Linked DNA regions of Homo sapiens: region 2 is linked to region 1. Evidence: read pairs that join two places in POLR2A ChIA-PET (ENCODE). Cell type or tissue: Panc1. All regions are shown on one strand. Each heading gives the region's core, and the rest is flanking DNA. Links, peaks and the distances in the headings are about the cores only.

Evidence for each region. ChIA-PET counts read pairs that join two places held together with the same protein. Peaks named below come from ENCODE experiments on the same cell type or tissue, not always from the same donor. Only the 100,000 strongest peaks of a DNase experiment are listed, where the experiment ranks them.
Region 2: POLR2A ChIA-PET joins it to region 1 with 12 read pairs; 3 of 35 experiments call an interaction of 5 or more read pairs at or near these places.

The regions. Positions count from the first base shown.
Region 1 is chr10:3,743,041-3,751,348 of GRCh38, forward strand. LOC105376360 (a long non-coding RNA gene) reads left to right here. Exons shown (of 2, transcript NR_131187.1): 2 at 5,648-7,724. Among named protein-coding and RNA genes, the nearest start is that of KLF6, 38 kb to the right of the region's middle. In Panc1, for the core only: no CTCF peak of the experiment used is centred there; no DNase peak of the experiment used is centred there; H3K27ac peaks cover 4,276 bases.
Region 2 is chr10:3,392,897-3,401,204 of GRCh38, forward strand. All of the region lies in intron 1 of LOC105376360 (a long non-coding RNA gene), which reads left to right. LOC105376358 (a long non-coding RNA gene) reads right to left here and starts at 4,459. Exons shown (of 3, transcript XR_930568.3): 1 at 4,407-4,459; 2 at 2,765-2,937; 3 at 1-2,400. It overlaps LOC105376357 (a long non-coding RNA gene), which reads left to right and starts at 4,599. Exons shown (of 2, transcript XR_930567.3): 1 at 4,599-4,664; 2 at 5,186-5,538. RefSeq lists enhancers at 6,136-6,713, 6,714-7,290. In Panc1, for the core only: no CTCF peak of the experiment used is centred there; a DNase peak (open chromatin) is centred at 4,535; H3K27ac peaks cover 353 bases.

The DNA.
Region 1 (8,308 bases), core at 190-8,189:
GTGTGTGTTTATATGCGTGTGTGTGTCCTTGAAGACAAGCAATGCAGTTGTTGTTTACATGTCCTGTGCCTATCACAATGCATGGGATATGATATGCTTTCAGTAAAGCTTGCTGAACAAATGCATGAATGAATGGGTTAGCAAAAATATTTTAACCTGCCTAAAAGAAACCATAAAATTTATAATTTTTTAAAGCAAGACTGTCATGTATATATCAACAGATAAATGAAAATTTGTTAGAGAAAAAAGAAAAAGCCCAGAATGAGAATATTATGTTCTCTTTATCCAAACTAACTCCTGTAGATGTGAAACTTGGAGAGAAAATAAACAGGATCATTTGCTTAGGATTTCTCTTCTAAGAGCTCTAAATATTGGAAACACACTGAGTAGCAATATTGCATCCAAATCTGTTGGTTAACAAATTAAAAATGTATAAAATAACAAACATCTTCCTTAGGGTAGGCCCATAAAAAATAGATTTACTAAATGAAAGAAGTAGTGTTTCAAAATAATTTCTATCACTAATTTGAAGGTTTTGCTTTATTGCATTTTTTGTTCAATACTGCTAAAGCAATTCTTATCATTTTTTCAGTGATTCTCAATTTTGAACACTTTTGTTACTCTGATTTAACCTTCATTATGTAACATTCCCAATCAAGTGTTCAAATGCAATTCTTTTTTTTTTTTTTTTTTGAGATGGAGTTTTGCTCTGTCGCCCAGGCTGGAGTGCAGTGGCACGATCTCGGCTCACTGCAAGCTCCGCCTCCTGGGTTCATGCCATTCTCCTGCCTCAGCCTCCCGAGTAGCTGGGACTACAGGTGCCCACCACCACGCCCAGCTAATTTTTTGTATTTGTTTTGTTTTGTTTTGTTTTTTTAGTAGAGACAGGGTTTCACTGTGTTAGCCAGGGTGGTCTCGATATCCTGACCTCATGATCTGCCCACCTCGGCCTCCCAAAATGCTGAGATTACAGGTGTGAGCCACCACACCCGGCTGCAATTCTTTTTTTAATTTGAATTGTTTGGTATTTTATGAGCCTTTTAGTTTAAAGGCTTATATTCTTTAGCTTTGAACAATATTCTTGATTTATTTCTTTTATAATTTCTGTTTTTCCAAGTTTCTTTTGCTGTAACTCCTGTTGTGTGTTTTTTTTTTTAATTAAGCTTTCCTGGAATCGTTATCTATATATTTTACTTTTCCCTATTTTTTCTGTATCTTTGTATTTTTCTCAATTAACTACTAGAATAATGTAAGTTAGTATTTGACATTTTGAAATCTTACCATCGATATCAGAGTCACAATTTATGGGGAAAGAAAGAAGGTTAAAACAAAGACAGCGCCTAGCATAATCTCTTTCGCAATAGTGCTGATTAGATTAACTACGTACTAAGTAGAGCAATAAAGTAGCTGCAGTGAATAGTGAGGAAGGACAAGCATCCCATTCAAGCAGCATCAGGAAACCTTTATCTGGCGCTCACCAGCTCTGTGCCCCACGCTGCTGATAGGTGATCAGCATGGCTTTGTCCTTGACCTTGAGGACTGAAAGCTTAATATTTCCTTTTCCTGCCTTCCTTTGCCATATTAAAACAATTCCAAACTGGTTTTGGTGGTGCATACCTGTAATCCCAACTACTCAGAAGGCTGAGGTGGGAGGATCCCTTGAGCGCTGGAGTTCAAGGCTCCAATGAGCTCCAATGGTACCACTGCACTCAGGCCAGGGCCACAGAGCAAACTCTATTTCTAAAGTAAACAAGGACTCATGCGGTGCCTCACACCTGTAATCCCAGCACTTTGGGAGGCCAAGGCAAGTGGATCACCTGAGGTCAGGAGTTCGAGACCACTCTGGCCAACATGGTGAAACCCCCATCTCTACTAAAAATTCAAAAATTAGCCAGGAGTGGAGGCACACACCTGTGGTCCCAGCTACTCGGAAGGCTGAGGCAGGAGAATTGGTTGAACCCGGGAGGTGGAGGTTGCAGTGAGCCAAGATGGTACCATTACACTCCAGCCTGGGCAACAGAGCGAGACTCCACCTCAAAAAATAAAAAAATAAAGTAAACAAATACATAAATAAAAATTTAGAAATAAAGCAATCTCAGTCTTTGAATAAAGCTTCTCATTATATTATGATATAAAAATATTAAATTTTACTCCTAAAAATCTTACAATCACTATCCCTCTTTATTTTCCATTGGACCATACCAGCCAGTCAGAATATTCTCGCACTCTCTAATCCACACTCATCCACAAAAACACACATGCATTCAATATTCACATGCCCAAAAGCTATCTCCACCCATTGTTCAATTTATATAAAGTCACTATTCTATTTCCAATAGTCATCCATCCACTCATTCGAACCAAGGTTCTCAGTTAACTGTAATTCCATGAGCTGCAAAGTTCTTCACCTTTGAAGATGTCACATTGTTTTCTAGAATTTCTCCTTCCTCCTAACAGTCTTGTCACCATACGCATCTTGCTCCAGCTGCCTTCTGGAGCAGGTGATGGGATGAGAGAGGAAGAAGAATCCCTCCTCCCATCTCTCAGAAGTGCAGCTTCTGCCAATCACCATGAAACAGCAGGAACACTGGGCTGAAAACAAGCACTGAAGGAACCAAAGAGTAAATAAATATCAGCACAGACGCAGACCTTGATATCCAGCTCATCAAAGCGTGCTGCACCCTCCCAAAAAACAGTCCCTTACTTGAAAGAGCGTTAGAATTAGAGAGGAGCCTGTGACGCTTGGCAACACCACAGCTGCTCTCAGCAGGGTGCCACAGCACAAAAGGGTCTCAGGAAATTGTCACAAGTGAAGGAAACACAAATGTAAAATTGATGAGGAAAATACCTGCCTTAAAATGATAATGGCAATTGGAAGTATTCCAGATGGCGTCAATGTGGAAATGATCCAGTAAATGAGATTACAGCCGGGTAGTAGCATGCCAGGTCAATCTTAAAAGTTGTTGTGTATAGCGATGTTTATTAATTTGAAAAGATATTCATATATTTTATGAGAAAGAGTCAGGTTTCAAACAATATGTAAGATAGGGTTCTGATGTAAAGACATAAGGAAAAGGAGAGAGCGAACGAGAAATTGACAGGATCTGTAACTATGTGTAATGCTGGATGGTGAATTGTTTTCTTTCTTCCTCTTTGTTCTTTGTTCCTACAGTCTAATATTTATAGTAAGTGTATATTTTACAACTAGACAAAAACTTTTTTTTTTTTGAGATGGAGTCTCGCTCTGTTGCCCAGGCTGGAGTGCAGATGGCACGATCTTGGCTCACTGCAACCTCTGCCTCCCGGGTTCAAGAGATTCTCATGCCTCAGCCTCCCGACTTGCTGGGATTACAGGTACATGCCACCGCACTCGGCTAATTTTGGTATAGACTGAAACATTTTTAAATGTATAAATTTCACACTGCAGTGCAATACAAGGCAGAGAAGCACTTCGGTGCAGTGGGAACTCCGCGTGGGGGCCACATCCCCGGGTTTCACCTCCAGTTCTGCTGCCAAGACATTTAAGAAAGTCATTTAACCATTAGAGCTCATTTCTCCACCTTAAACATGAAGACGCTAAGTCCACTTATGGCTATAAAATCTGGAGTAATCGATTTCTTAAACCCATATATCTACCCACCCTAAACACACTGTTCTTACACACATTGCCAAACTCTCCGGCTCATCGTCACACAGCAAAGCCAAAGACCTCAAACTTTTCTGCCAGGTGACAGCCCTGCTGGAGGCTTCTGGTCACCTTGCACATTCCCGTGTGTCCTCTGGACAGAACACCACGCAAGCCTACACGCCCCACAATCCAGGGGAGGCTGAATTAGCAGCTGTGCAACACCACTAATGTGGAGCCTTTCCAGCTTCATTGAGTTTGACTTAAAATAAATGGAGACTTGTGTGTGTTGGGTGAGGGTGGTGGTGCGTATCCCCATTTTGTTTAATTTGGGAAGGGACTTTTGGTGGCTTTGCCAACCCATGGCAATATTTGCAGTAAAAATTCACAGCTGATTCTCTCCCTTCTGGTCTGTGGAGTCTCCTTGGGAACCACTGATATGAATCCAGCCCCTGTCTACAGAGGTGGAGGATCAGGGGGCGTCTGCAGGAGCATGTGGCCAGGCATGGGTGCACCTAGATGCGGTGAGCAGGGGTACTGGAGAACAGGGTCCCTGACAGAGGGATGCAGGTCGTGGAGGACATCGGCCAGGGACCCTGGAGCGCCATAAAGCTGCTGGGGCTGAGGCAGGATGAAGTCGGCACACGCGATGTTCTCTGTTTCTCAAACTGGGGGACGGCGGGATGAAAGCGGCACCCAGGAAGGCTCAGCCTGGCACGAGTGTGCGAGCTGAACGGAATGTGGACGGTGTTGGCCCAGGACGCAGCTCAGAGGCTGCTGCAGTAATCCCGGCGTGAATGAGGCTGTAATCCCCACAGAATGATGTGCTGGGCAATGTGGAGCCTGGCTTCATTTCCAGCTCTATTTATGGCTCTGAATTACAGGAAAAGTGGGGGAGGGCACTGCTCCTGAAGCTCCGTTTCCTCCTCCCGTGGTCCTAGGTATCTGACCACCTGCAGCCACAGTCCCTGAGCACACTGTGCATGCGGGAAGCCCAAATACACAGATTCTGGAACTTTCCGAAGACACAGAGGGTGGCTCTGTTCTTCCCCTGAAGGCAACTCATCCATGCCACACGTGTCTTTATCACTACCGGAAAGCTCCAATGCGTCCTAACGCCTCCGGTTTGATGGTTGACTCTGTTTCACTCTGAACACCACAGAAGAAGACGGCCGTGCCAAAGATGCACGGGAATGAGAATGTTTGCCAGATAGGAGCACAATTTTCATCAAGCTTGGTTCTTAGGAGTGACACTCACTTTATGACATAAACTCAAATTTCTTTTACACAAAAATCAGGGGCAGTAATAAAAAGGTATTCTATGTGACCGGGAAGCATGGTCAACCGTGAAAACAGAACTTCAAAACAAGAGGCAGAGCCAATCAGGGAACGCTTCCATACAAACAACGTGCACAGCAAGGGCTGAGAAAAATAAGGCCTTTTCCTGGGTATTGTTTTGTGGGACTGCATCACGGTTGCAAAATTCGTGTGCCTCACTGGAAGCACAATGTTCTGCACTTACACCCTAGTAAATATTTTTACAAGATAATACTTCATGATAAAGGTGTTTGGCTCACAAAACCTCTCCCTGTCAACAACTGGAGGTTGACCTGTCACTTGCCCAAAGCTGTACAAACACTGGTGGGGGATATTTGCATCTGTCACTTCTAAAACACCCTCCTTTTTAAATCTAGTATGAAAGACAGTTTCCTCCAAAAAAAAAAAAAAAAAAAAAAAACCAAAAGCTGTTTCTTTTTTTTTCTTTTCTTTTCTTTTTTTTTTTTTTTTTTTTTAATGTTCCTAAGACTGGGGAAATCTGAATCTTTTCCTGAAAGCAGAAGTGACTGGCTGGCATGAATTAATAGGATTCATTGGTGCTGACTCCCCCACCTGCACATTCCTGCCCACAGTCGCGAATCTTGACGATGACATCCATGAGCACAAAGAATTATGCCAGGCAATCCTAGAGAATGGGAGTGTTTAACCTTTTCCTCGCCATCTTGTCTACTTTTATCTCTGCAGAACCCTCTGTGGAAGCGGTGGTCTGACACAAGCATTTCTGGATGACGCTGAACCTGCTTACAACTCCCTGCTGCTGTCAGGCAGAACATTCTCCAAACCGCATGAATTTGGAAGTCTGGACACTTCAGGCATCATCAGGTTTATGGTTTTGTCATAACCCTGCTGAAAGTCCTTTACCATCTCCAGGCCTCCATTTATTTTCTATAAAATAAGGAGTTTGGAATGGCACTGTGTTGATATTCTCCAGTTTTGTGAAACATCGTACTCAACAATCGCGAGCAGGCATTTTACAGACCTTGCTTTCCTAGACCTGCTCAAGTAGAACATTCAGGTCAGTGCTAAGAGTTAATATGCTGCCTCCGTCTGACCTCCACATTATGAAAAAAAATATAAAGGAAAGAGCAAAAGGTAGAGCAAGTAGGTTTCGGGCTTGGTGGAGTAGCTCTGAGTGCTGCCCTGTCCTTGGCTGTGTGTGCCAGGTGAAGCGTCTGTGAAGGTCCCCAGTGGGGTGTGCAGAGCACAAGGGCTGCTTCTGAATGCAGGCACGTGATCTAAGGACACTGTGCATCACCAGTGTGACCCCAGGAGTAGTTTCAGAGCTTTGATAAGACCTAGGCCAGGCTCAGTGGCTCACGCCTGTCATCTCAGCACTTTGGGAGGCCAAGGTGGGTGGATCAGCTGAGGTCAGGAGTTCAAGACCAGCCTGACCAATATGGTGAAATCCTGTCCCTACTAAAAGTACAAAAATTAGTTGGGTGTGGGGGCGAGCGCCTGTAATCCCAGCTACTTGGGAGGCTGAGGCAGGAGAATCATTTGAACCCGGGAGGTGGAGGTTGCAGTGAGCCGAGATCACACCACTACCCTCCAGCCTGGGAGACAGAGCAAGACTCCATCTCAAAAAATAATAATAATAATAATAATAATAATAAGCCCAGGAACATCAGATGTGGGCTGCATTGACGGCCTGCCTCTCTCTACACCACAGGAATCTGGGCTGTAAAGGCAGGATATAAATTCAAGTCCACATGCTATGGAGAAATCAGAGGTTTCGAAAGTATCTCCGTGACTGTTTTTGAAGTCACAGCTAATAATTCACCGTCTGACACTCCGGGGCTTGCCTGGATCTAAAAATAGTTGTTCCCCCGAGCTGGTCGGGGAACTGGCTGAGAAGGGAGGGAGCTGCGTGGAACACATTCTGAACCATCAGGAAACCCAAAGCAAAATCGAATCTTGCCACCTAAGATTTGATTATTAAAAGATGGATTTGACAGCTGATTCCCCATTAATTACATTTGTAAAGATATTTGAAAGACAGGAATGAAATGACAGTGGCCCTGACACAGTCCTTGGGGTTTAAGACGGAGTCTGACATTGTATCTGTCTCCGGTTCTGCAGCAGCTTAGCGACATCAGAGACAATTGAAGCAAAGGGCCCACTTATGGCTGACAGCTGACCCTGCAGCCCAGCTGGGAAGCCCCTGAGACGACCCGGGTCCAGCCATCAGGGAAGGGAACCAGCGTGGCCCCAGGAGGGCTTTAGGCTGAGGCTTCTCCCAGGATGTGGAGGCTCAGCACTTTGCACAAATTGGATTCATGCCAAAGGAAACTGAAAGCCTGCCTTTCTTTTTTTCCCAGTGCACATCTCAGATTATTTGGCCTTTGTCCGAGGACTGAAAACAGTTCTGTGTCCAAGTATGTTTTTAATACCTGATATTTATTTCACAAAAAAGCTGAAATTGCTTTGTGTGTCCAGGCTTGAATGTTTAAGGCATACTTGATTAATACATGTGTGCTGAGCGCTTCCTGGGGCTCCTAGACACTGCCAAAGGTAGCTCAGTGGGGAAATTCAAGGCAATTTTCCCCTTAACTTTTGCTACTTCTGACCATTTTCCACTTATGTTATTATGCTTCTGTATCCATCTGTCTGCCTATGTCTAGCTATCCATCATCTATCAATCAATCACTGTATCTTGCAATGGAGGAATTAACTGTGATGTTTTCAAGCGTGTCGCTTCTCTCATATTCCTATTAACATATTGGAAACGCTCAGCTAAATAGAATAAAGTTTTTAGCCTAAACCTACAGTGAATGTCTAATGCTTTGGGCAAGATATTGAAGGGGTGGGGGAGAGATAATATGAATGCTTTCATAGACACAGCTGGACTTCTTTCCCCCTAAACATGAGTGAGAATTCTTTCTATGCTTCTAGTTGAGATTGTAGATAAATAGAGAAATCACATTTGAACATAGGAAATGGCTTCTGATAAAGAAGGCACATTCCTGTCTCTCTCACACACACATGCACGCATGCACGCACACACGGACCTCCCACCCACCCATCAGAAGCGTATCAGAGGCCTCTGCCTCCCGCCAGGATTCCCGGCTGCAGGACACAGCCCAGCAGGAGAAGCTTTTCCCTCCATTCTTTCAAGGGTGAGTGGACACATAGGCTGGTGTCGCGTGGTTTGCTTGGTCAAGTGAGGTCCAGTTCCTGGAGGTGGGTTTCTTTCAACATCTGAGAACAGTCACATGGCCCATAGTGCAGAGCCTTCAGAGAGGAAAGGCACTGGTTCCAAGCATTTCAGTTTAGTTTCATTCAAATGCAGAAACATGGAAACACAGATTAGACTCGTATGATCAAGTTGTACTCGAGCAAAGAACA
Region 2 (8,308 bases), core at 131-8,130, 350 kb before region 1:
GCCTGGCATTTTTAAAATTACAGCAACAACATAAAAACTCCAAATATTAATTTTTACACAATTCTAGTCTATTATACTCAATTAATTTAGTTAAGTCATATGAATATGTAGATATAACTTGACTAGGCCTGATTTTCCTAAACCTTTATATAATTAGAACTATGCCTTATATCAGACAGTAAAATACCTTATCTAGAAAGCTTTTGTGTTTCCGAATGGGAAATTAATAGACGCATATAAATATATTTGTTATTAAGTGTGAATTTGCATGGTTCCTCTAAATCCAGTTTTAATATGGGCCAAATGAAAATCATATCTTGTTATTAGACTATTTATATTACCTTTGCATTGCTATTGAATTCGTTATGTTTTTCCCTGTTAAATTGAATATAAACTAAGCCTAAATAGCCATAGAAATAAACATTAAAAAAGTAACACATTTAAAATATGCTCTATCTCTTTAGAAATAGAATTGACTCTATAAATGAACTGTTAATAATATATGTCTTTTTGCTTTTAAAGATTGCAAAGAAAGAAAGAAAGGGATGAACAGGGATTCTAGTTTCATACACTGGTTCAATGAATATTTACTGAGTGGATTTCAAAGCATTGCATTCCACTAGGTTACCAGGTTCTTGGGGAGCCGTTGGGTAACTTAGAGATTTAGAGGGAAAGTTACACATACACACACACACACACACACACACACATATCACAGGTGTCAGCACCACCCCCACCCCACCCCCAGCAGTCTATAGCACTCACTCACACTTGCTTCCCTCTCATGGACCCTTCCCAGTGGCTACTCCTTCCTTTCACCCGACTCTCATGCTTACTTTATTTGGACAACCAGTGCTGATCCAGTGCCTAACCTCCAATCTTCTCCAGCTTTGCTTCTAAAGAAATGCAAATCCTACTAGTGTTGATGACTTGTCTGTCTGGTATTCAGTCCCACCTGGATCAATTCATTCCACTTCTTGGTTTATATCTAAAGGCTTTGAAATCAGTATATTAAAAGACATCTCTGCAGTCTCATGTTTACTACAGCATTCTCCACAATAGCCAAGATATGGACTCAACCTAAGTGTCCAACAAGGCATCAACAAATAAAGACAATGGGGTACATATGCACAACAGAATACTATTCAGCTTTAAAAAAGAGGAAAATCCTGTCGTTTGCAACAACATGGATGAACCTGGAAGACATTATATTAACTGAAATAAGCCAGGCACAGAAAGACAAATACCACATGACCTCACTCATCTGTGGAAAATTTTCAAAAGCTGAACTCACTGAAGCAGAGAGAAGAATAGTGGTTACTAAGGGCTGGGCAATGGGGGAGTTGGAGGTTGGGGAAACGTTGATCAAAGGATACAAAATTTCAGTTGGATAAGAGAAATAAATTCAAGATATTATTTTACAACATGGTGACTTTAGTTGATAACATTATTATATTTTCAAAAATGAAAGAAAAAAAGAGTGAAAGGGGATGTAATACAGTCATAAAGAGCACAGAAAAAAAAAAGTAAATCCCATTTGTACCTTGTTTTGAGCTGTGCTATTCCAAGGCCGGGGGAATGCTTAAAGAAACCCTGATCTTGGAATGGCACAGCTGAGACAATAAATTCTGTGTCTTGTGGAAGAGAAAAACCATCATGAGTGGAAAAAATCAGAAGGGCTCAGAGGGAAAGTGGAAACTGACTTGTGGGTGAGGAATTGGACAGACACTGGGTGGCAATCTTGGAGAGGAAAACAGAATTTAAAAAAAGAATAAATGAGATACGTTCAAAGGCCAAAAAACAGATCATGGTGGTGGTGTAGTAGTTATCTCCTGCTGTGTAACAAGTTGCCCCCAAACTTAGCAGCTTGAATCAATGCACATTTATCATCTCACAGTTTTTGTGGGTCAGGAATCTTTGTGTGGCATGGCTGGCTTGGCTCACTCACAAGTCCACACTCAGGTACTGGCCAGGGATGAGGACTCATCTGAAGGCTCAGGTGGGGAAGGGTCTGCTTCTGAGCACCCCTACAAGCATACCGGCAGGACTGCATTGCTCCAGGGTTGGGGGATTGAGGTCCTCAGTTTCTTGTAGATTTCAGCTGAGAAATGGACTCAGACGTGCCTGTTGCCTGCCCTGCCTCCCTGAAGTCTTATTCTTTTCTTATTGGACAGGAAATTGACAATCAGTAAATGGTGAGATTGTTATTTTCACCTTCACCTGGACTTTATGGAGATAATCTCAGTCAATAGAGTTGCTCCACTCAGAGGAGTTCCAGGCACCAGGAAGTCAGTCAGGCGTGGGAGAGTTGCTGTTTCTGAAGGGGATGTGTGGTGGCTTCTCCCAGCTGGTTTCATTCTACTTGGATGATTGTCCCATGTGCTCATCAGGGGACAAGTCCTGTATGGGAAGGGACAAATGTGACTGTTCTGAGCAATGTCACGTCAGATCCCTGCACGCTTAAAATCTGATGAGCTATTATTTTTCATGCTCTCCCTGACCAGAAAAATAATGTAGGGAATGGTTTGTCTGGTCACTGATGGAAGCAATGCGCCTCTGAGTGCAATGTCATGCTCGCAGGTGAGCCTTCCTTCCTGCCCACGTCAGAGCACATCTCAGGGGAGATGCCTGGAAAGGTGATTATGCACAGTGGATTTCAACCCAGATGGCTGAGCCAGGTGGTGTGAGGAAAACCACTCTCGCAGCGCTGGGGATGTCCCCAATTACAAGGCAGGTCTGCAGCCTCTGGGCTTCTGCCACTCACCAGGCTTGCTCTGGGAACTGCAGTGCCCCATGTCAGTAAGCTGGCACAGGAGATGGAAGATAAACATAACCATTCTGTGTGTACTGTGGGTGCCGGATGCCGTCTCCATCACTCATTCATTGTTGTTGCTGCTAATCTGATCCCAGTTCAGGTGAGAGAAGGCCTCACTGACCCTGAAACAATTAGGATTTCTTTATTTGGAAATTTTCTAAGTGGCCACTGTAATTCATCCCCTCTGCAAGACTCTGACCGTAAAAAAGCTGCCCTGAAATCTTATGGACAAAACCTCTGTTTGGGTCTGGCCCGGTTCCCAGATGATTGAGTGCATGTAATCTGGGGGGTTTGCCTTCAGAGAAAATCAGTCATTTGTGGGGAAGCCCAATATTGTTCTCTTAGCTTGTCAAAAAAAAAAAAAAAAAAGCCCACAGCCCAGGAATGAAAGAGCTGGCAGGTCTGTGCTTACAGGTCTCTGGGAACCTGTCATCTTCTGCTCTTTAGCTGTCAGGGTTGGAAATGCAACTCTCCCCTTCCGTCCTCTGTCTCACTGATGGGGCCCATTCCAGCTGCTGCTGGCTGAAGACCCTGTGGGGACAGTCCACCCCGGAGTGCCACTCTGACTGGCTCAGGACGGGAACCTGAGCCTGCTGCAGACAGGTGACCGGAGCGCGCTGGGAGCCACACGGCGGAGCAGCCCCAAAGCCGAGGGCTTGCATGTGCTACTCCAATTAATTCTAAAAGCAACCTCATGGCACTGGCCTTTCTCCCATTCTGTAAATACGGAGGTAGAGGTTTTCTAGGTTAGGGAAACTTCTCAAAGTCTCAGAGACAGTGAGAGATGGAGTTGGAATCTAATTTAGGGCTGTCTGTTTCAGATCCGAATCTGTCACATACACTGATACTGGGCCACTCACCTGTCACTCACAGACACCACAATGACTGTGAAAGGGCAATGCCCTGTTCGTCTCCTCTGCCCATAAGCTTCAGCCCTACCACCTCCCACACCCCTCTCCTCTACATTCTGCTCGGCTTGGAAACATGGATATATTAAAAGTCTGTATAGATGCCCAGAACCGAGTTATTAGATACCAGAGTATGGGGTTTCTAACCTCAGTTGATACTATAGACAGATGGCAAATAAATCACCCAGTTTGCCTAAGTTCTCTTTTTCAGTCACTCATATTTTCCTCAAATCATAGTAAAGTTGTTTGAATTACTGAGCCCCTGATAAACTAGACTGGTCCTGACACGGAACAATGAACTTGCCTCACACCACCTGTTACAGGCTGAATGTATGTGTCCTCCCAAAATTCACATGCTGAAGTGCTAAACCCCAGAGTGGGTGTATGTGGGGTAGGGAGGCAATTAAGGTTATGTTGGGTCACAAGGGCAGGGCCCTAATCCAATAGGATTAGCTTCCTTAAAAGGAAAGATACCAGAGAGTGTGCTCCGTTTCTTCTCCTCTCCTCTCTCCCTCTCTTTCTCCCTCCCTCCCTCTCTCTCTCTCTCTCCTTCTCCCTCTCTTTTTCTCTCTCCAACCATCTCTCCCTCCCTCCCCCTTTCTCTCTCTCTCTGCTATGGGAGGGCATGGTGTGAAAAGGCAGCTATTTGCAACCCAAGAGGAGAGCCGTCTCCAGACACCAACCCTCTGGTCCCTTGATCTTGGACTTCCAGACTCTGAAACGATGAAAAACTAAATGTCTGTGATTTAAGCCACCCAGTCTGTGATAGACTGTTATGGCAACCAGAGCAAACCTGTCACAGTTTGTCATCAAATGTTGGCTTTGTGATTCACTGATGATTGTGTTTCTCCCCTACAAACTGTAAGCCTCACCAAGACTGAGCTCATGTCTTCCTGCTTCAGTGTTAGATCCCTAATTCCTCGCACAGTGCCGTGCACATAGTAGGTGCTCACTAAGTCTTTGTTGACTGAGGCCTCAAATCTAAACAGAATGGGAGATGCATAGGCCTCCACCCAGACACCCCCAATGCTTCATTTTACAGTTAGGGGAAGCCCAGACAGAAAGCTAGTAAATCGTTTACCTGAACTTACTCAGCAGGTGAGGGGCAGGTCAGGTCTGGACTGAAGGTCCCCTGGGCTCCCCTGAGCAGGGGAGAGAAATGACCTCAGGGTCAGCAGGAGGACTCTGAGGTGTGGAGCCCCCCAACATGCCAGGCACTGCAGGAATTGCTTCACTTAGCACAGAAACCTGAGGTGCTGCTCATGTTCCCATTTCACAAAATCAGATCTGAGACCAAAAGAAAATCCTACCCGCAGCAGCGTGTCTGCTGCGCCCCCTCACCCGATTAGCCCGGTGTTTGCCCTGCGTGCCCCCCGGCGCCGAGCTCACTCGCCCTCTTCCCTGCGTGCCCCCGCCACCGGCGCCGAGCTCACTCGCCCTCTTCTCCGCGTGTTTCCATCAGTGCCTGCCTTGGCTCTGCTTTCTCCAAACCTGTCCCCATCGGTCAGCTGGGGTGGACGAGTGTTTTCCATCTTGCAAAGTCATTGTGTGGGGAAGATGAGATATTCCACGTGAAGCCCCCAGCACGGCCCCCAGCGCAGCCTCCTTCCAGGAATGTTGGCTCTGAGGTCGTCTTCCGCGTGAGTTTTCATCTGTCACTTGTAACAGGAGTGCTGGTGGGAACCATGGTGCAGGTGAGCAGGCTGACAGCAGCAGTTCTTGTTGGGGAGACTTTTTTCTCTATTGTTGGGGAGACTTTTTTCTCTACTGTCATAGCTTGAAATATCTGGGGTCTGCAAGTGAACGGACAGCAGACAGGTGGACAGGAGGGAGAGCAAGGTCCATCGGCTGTGCTCATGCACACACACGTGAGGACACAGTAATGAGGAAAGGGTTTATATACCAGCAAACACAATAAAAACAGGGGCTCAGGGCTTCACGGGGAGTGTGGAAGGTCCTTTCGGTCTTGACGCTAATGGGCAGCTGATCCGAACTGGTTTTGTTTTGTTTTGTTTTATTTTTTTTTTGAGATGGAGTCTCTCTCTGTTGCCCAGGCTGACGGGCAGTGGTGTGATCTCGGCTCACTGCAACTTCTGCCTCCCAGGTTCAAGAGATTCTCCTGCCTCAGCCTCCTGAGTAGCTGGGATTACAGGAGTGCGCCACCACACCCGGCTAATTTTTGTATTTTTAGTAAAGATGGGGTTTCACCATGTTGGCCAGGCTGGTCTCGAGTAGACCTCAGATGATCGTCAGCCTCCCCAAGCTCTGGGATGACAGGCGTGAGCCACCATGCCCGGCCTGTACTGCACTGCTCGGTGTGGGGGGGGTTTAGTCTTCCTCCAAGCAGGATATGCCCCCAGAGGGGTCAAAGCAGCTCTGCTTCCTGGGGCAGCTGCTTAAGTGGAGGTAGTTTCTTTCTGCGGCTGCTGACTGTTCAGGAGTTTTCAATTTAAAATAATTTCCATCCCTTCATTCTCAACTGAAGTGTGGTCCAGCATCACCTGCACGGCTTGGAAGACGGAGATCGCAGAGCCGGGTCCCAGGGTGTCTGATTCAGTGAGTCCAGAGGCGTGCCTATGTGTGGACAGACATCGCTGACCGACCATAACCTCACATCTGCCAAACAGACACGGCCTCAGAAATTAACAATGGATGTTTGTCTTCAACGAAGCTTCCGCCCGACACATCAGATACAGTGCTGTGCTGGGCGGAGCCACAGGAAGCCTGGAGGCCTGGCTGTGGCTGCTGGTTTTGTCTCTGGGTCCCTGGTGCTGATGATCACAGGCTTCAGACACCCCTGGAGCTGTGCGAGCCGTCAGTAGCGTGTGTGTGTGCGTGCGTGTGTGTCCATGTGCATGTGTGTGCACGTGTGCAAGTGCGTGCGTGCGTGCGTGTGCGTGTGCGTGCGCGTGTGTGATGCGTGTGCACGCGCGTGTGTGATGCGTGTGCACGTGTCTGTGCGTGTGTGGGTGTGCGTGTGCATGTGTGCGTGCGGGTGTGTGCGTACGTGTGTGCGTGTGTGTGCGCGCGCGTGTGTGTTCTCGTGTGCACGTGTGTGTGTGTGTGTTTTCAGGGTCAGGAATAGGTTAACTGGATGAGATTCCATCCTCTGTGAACTCCCTGTGATTTTTGTGCAGTCACTATGTTGCCCAAACTGGCCCACTTCCCTTCACTGTTGTTGCTCCAGAGGGGCAGGAGGATTAATGTCCACGCTCGGATACAAAGTTTTCACACCCCACTGTCACTGAACTCCTGCCTGTAGGGAACATTGGCTATGATAAAGAAAACTAGGTAAAGCACTGAAAGGGCAGTGCTCAGAAAGAGAAAGAAATGCGAGCAGCCCTGGGGCTATTTCCTTCCTGGAGGTTAGAAAACTCTCTGAGTGAGTGTGTTGATCAGAGGTCGACTAAGCTGCCTCATGACAATCGAATTCTGAATTTACTGCAGAGACAATAACCCCATCACACAAGTACAAGGGCATGTCGGTGAAAACCATGTTTTAAACTGTCAAGCTTTGTAAATAATAAAGCAAATTCAGATACTGCAACTAGCAAAAAGAAATCTGAAAATGGTAGAAAAACAAGTTTTACAGTGTATTCTCTGACGGTGATGGTATTGAAAAGAAGCGGCATCTCCCATACTACACCTAGCAGCCTTTTTCCTCCTGTATGTAATTACATTTCAGGAGATAGCACTAGACCGATTCTATCCCGCTAGGTAGCAGGTTCAATTGTTATAAAAATAGTATGTAAGAGTTCTGAAAGTGTGCACAGAGGAATGAGAGATCAGTTAAAAAATTATTTTCATTTAAAAATAGTTCACACCCGTGTCAAGAGTTTATTTAAATACATTTAATTACATCATCTTTAAAGCATTTTTGTCCAGCAAGCAAAGCGATGTGATCACAAGTGATTTTTTGTTCTAAACAAAGTGATTTCCTGTTAGCACCGCGCAGAACTGTGTAGGCCCAGTGACCCTGGTTGGTGTCCGGATGATTTGATTAAAAGGGTGGCAAGGGGGAAGGATGAAGAGGGAAGGCCAGATGCTTTGGGATGTTTCCCTCTTTTTTTTTTTTTTTTTGCTATATTGAATGTTTTGAGATAAGTATAATGCTTTAAAAGCAGAAAAGAAAATGTCTTGGCTGGGTGCAGTGGCTCATGTCTGTAATCCCAGCACTTTGGGAGGCCGAGGAGGGCAGATCGCCTGAGGTCAGGAGTTCGAGACCAGCCTGACTAACATGGTGAAACCCCATCTCTACCAAAAATACAAAAATTAGCCAGGTGTGATGGTGGGTGCCTGTAATCCCAGCTACCCAGGATGCTGAGGCAGGAGAGTCGCTTGAACCCGGGAGGCGGAGGTTGCAGTGAGCAGAGATAGAGCCAATGCACTCCAGCCTGGGCAACAAAGTGAGACTCTGTCTGGAGAAGGGAAGGGAAGGGGAGGGGAGGGGAGGTCCTTACACACAATACCAATTACACCAGAGTGAACTACATTCCCTGCAGCAGTTAATATTGGCTCAGTGCACCCGCCACTTTCCTGTGCCCTGAGAACACTGGCTTCAGGACCCCACAGGACCCCGGGATTG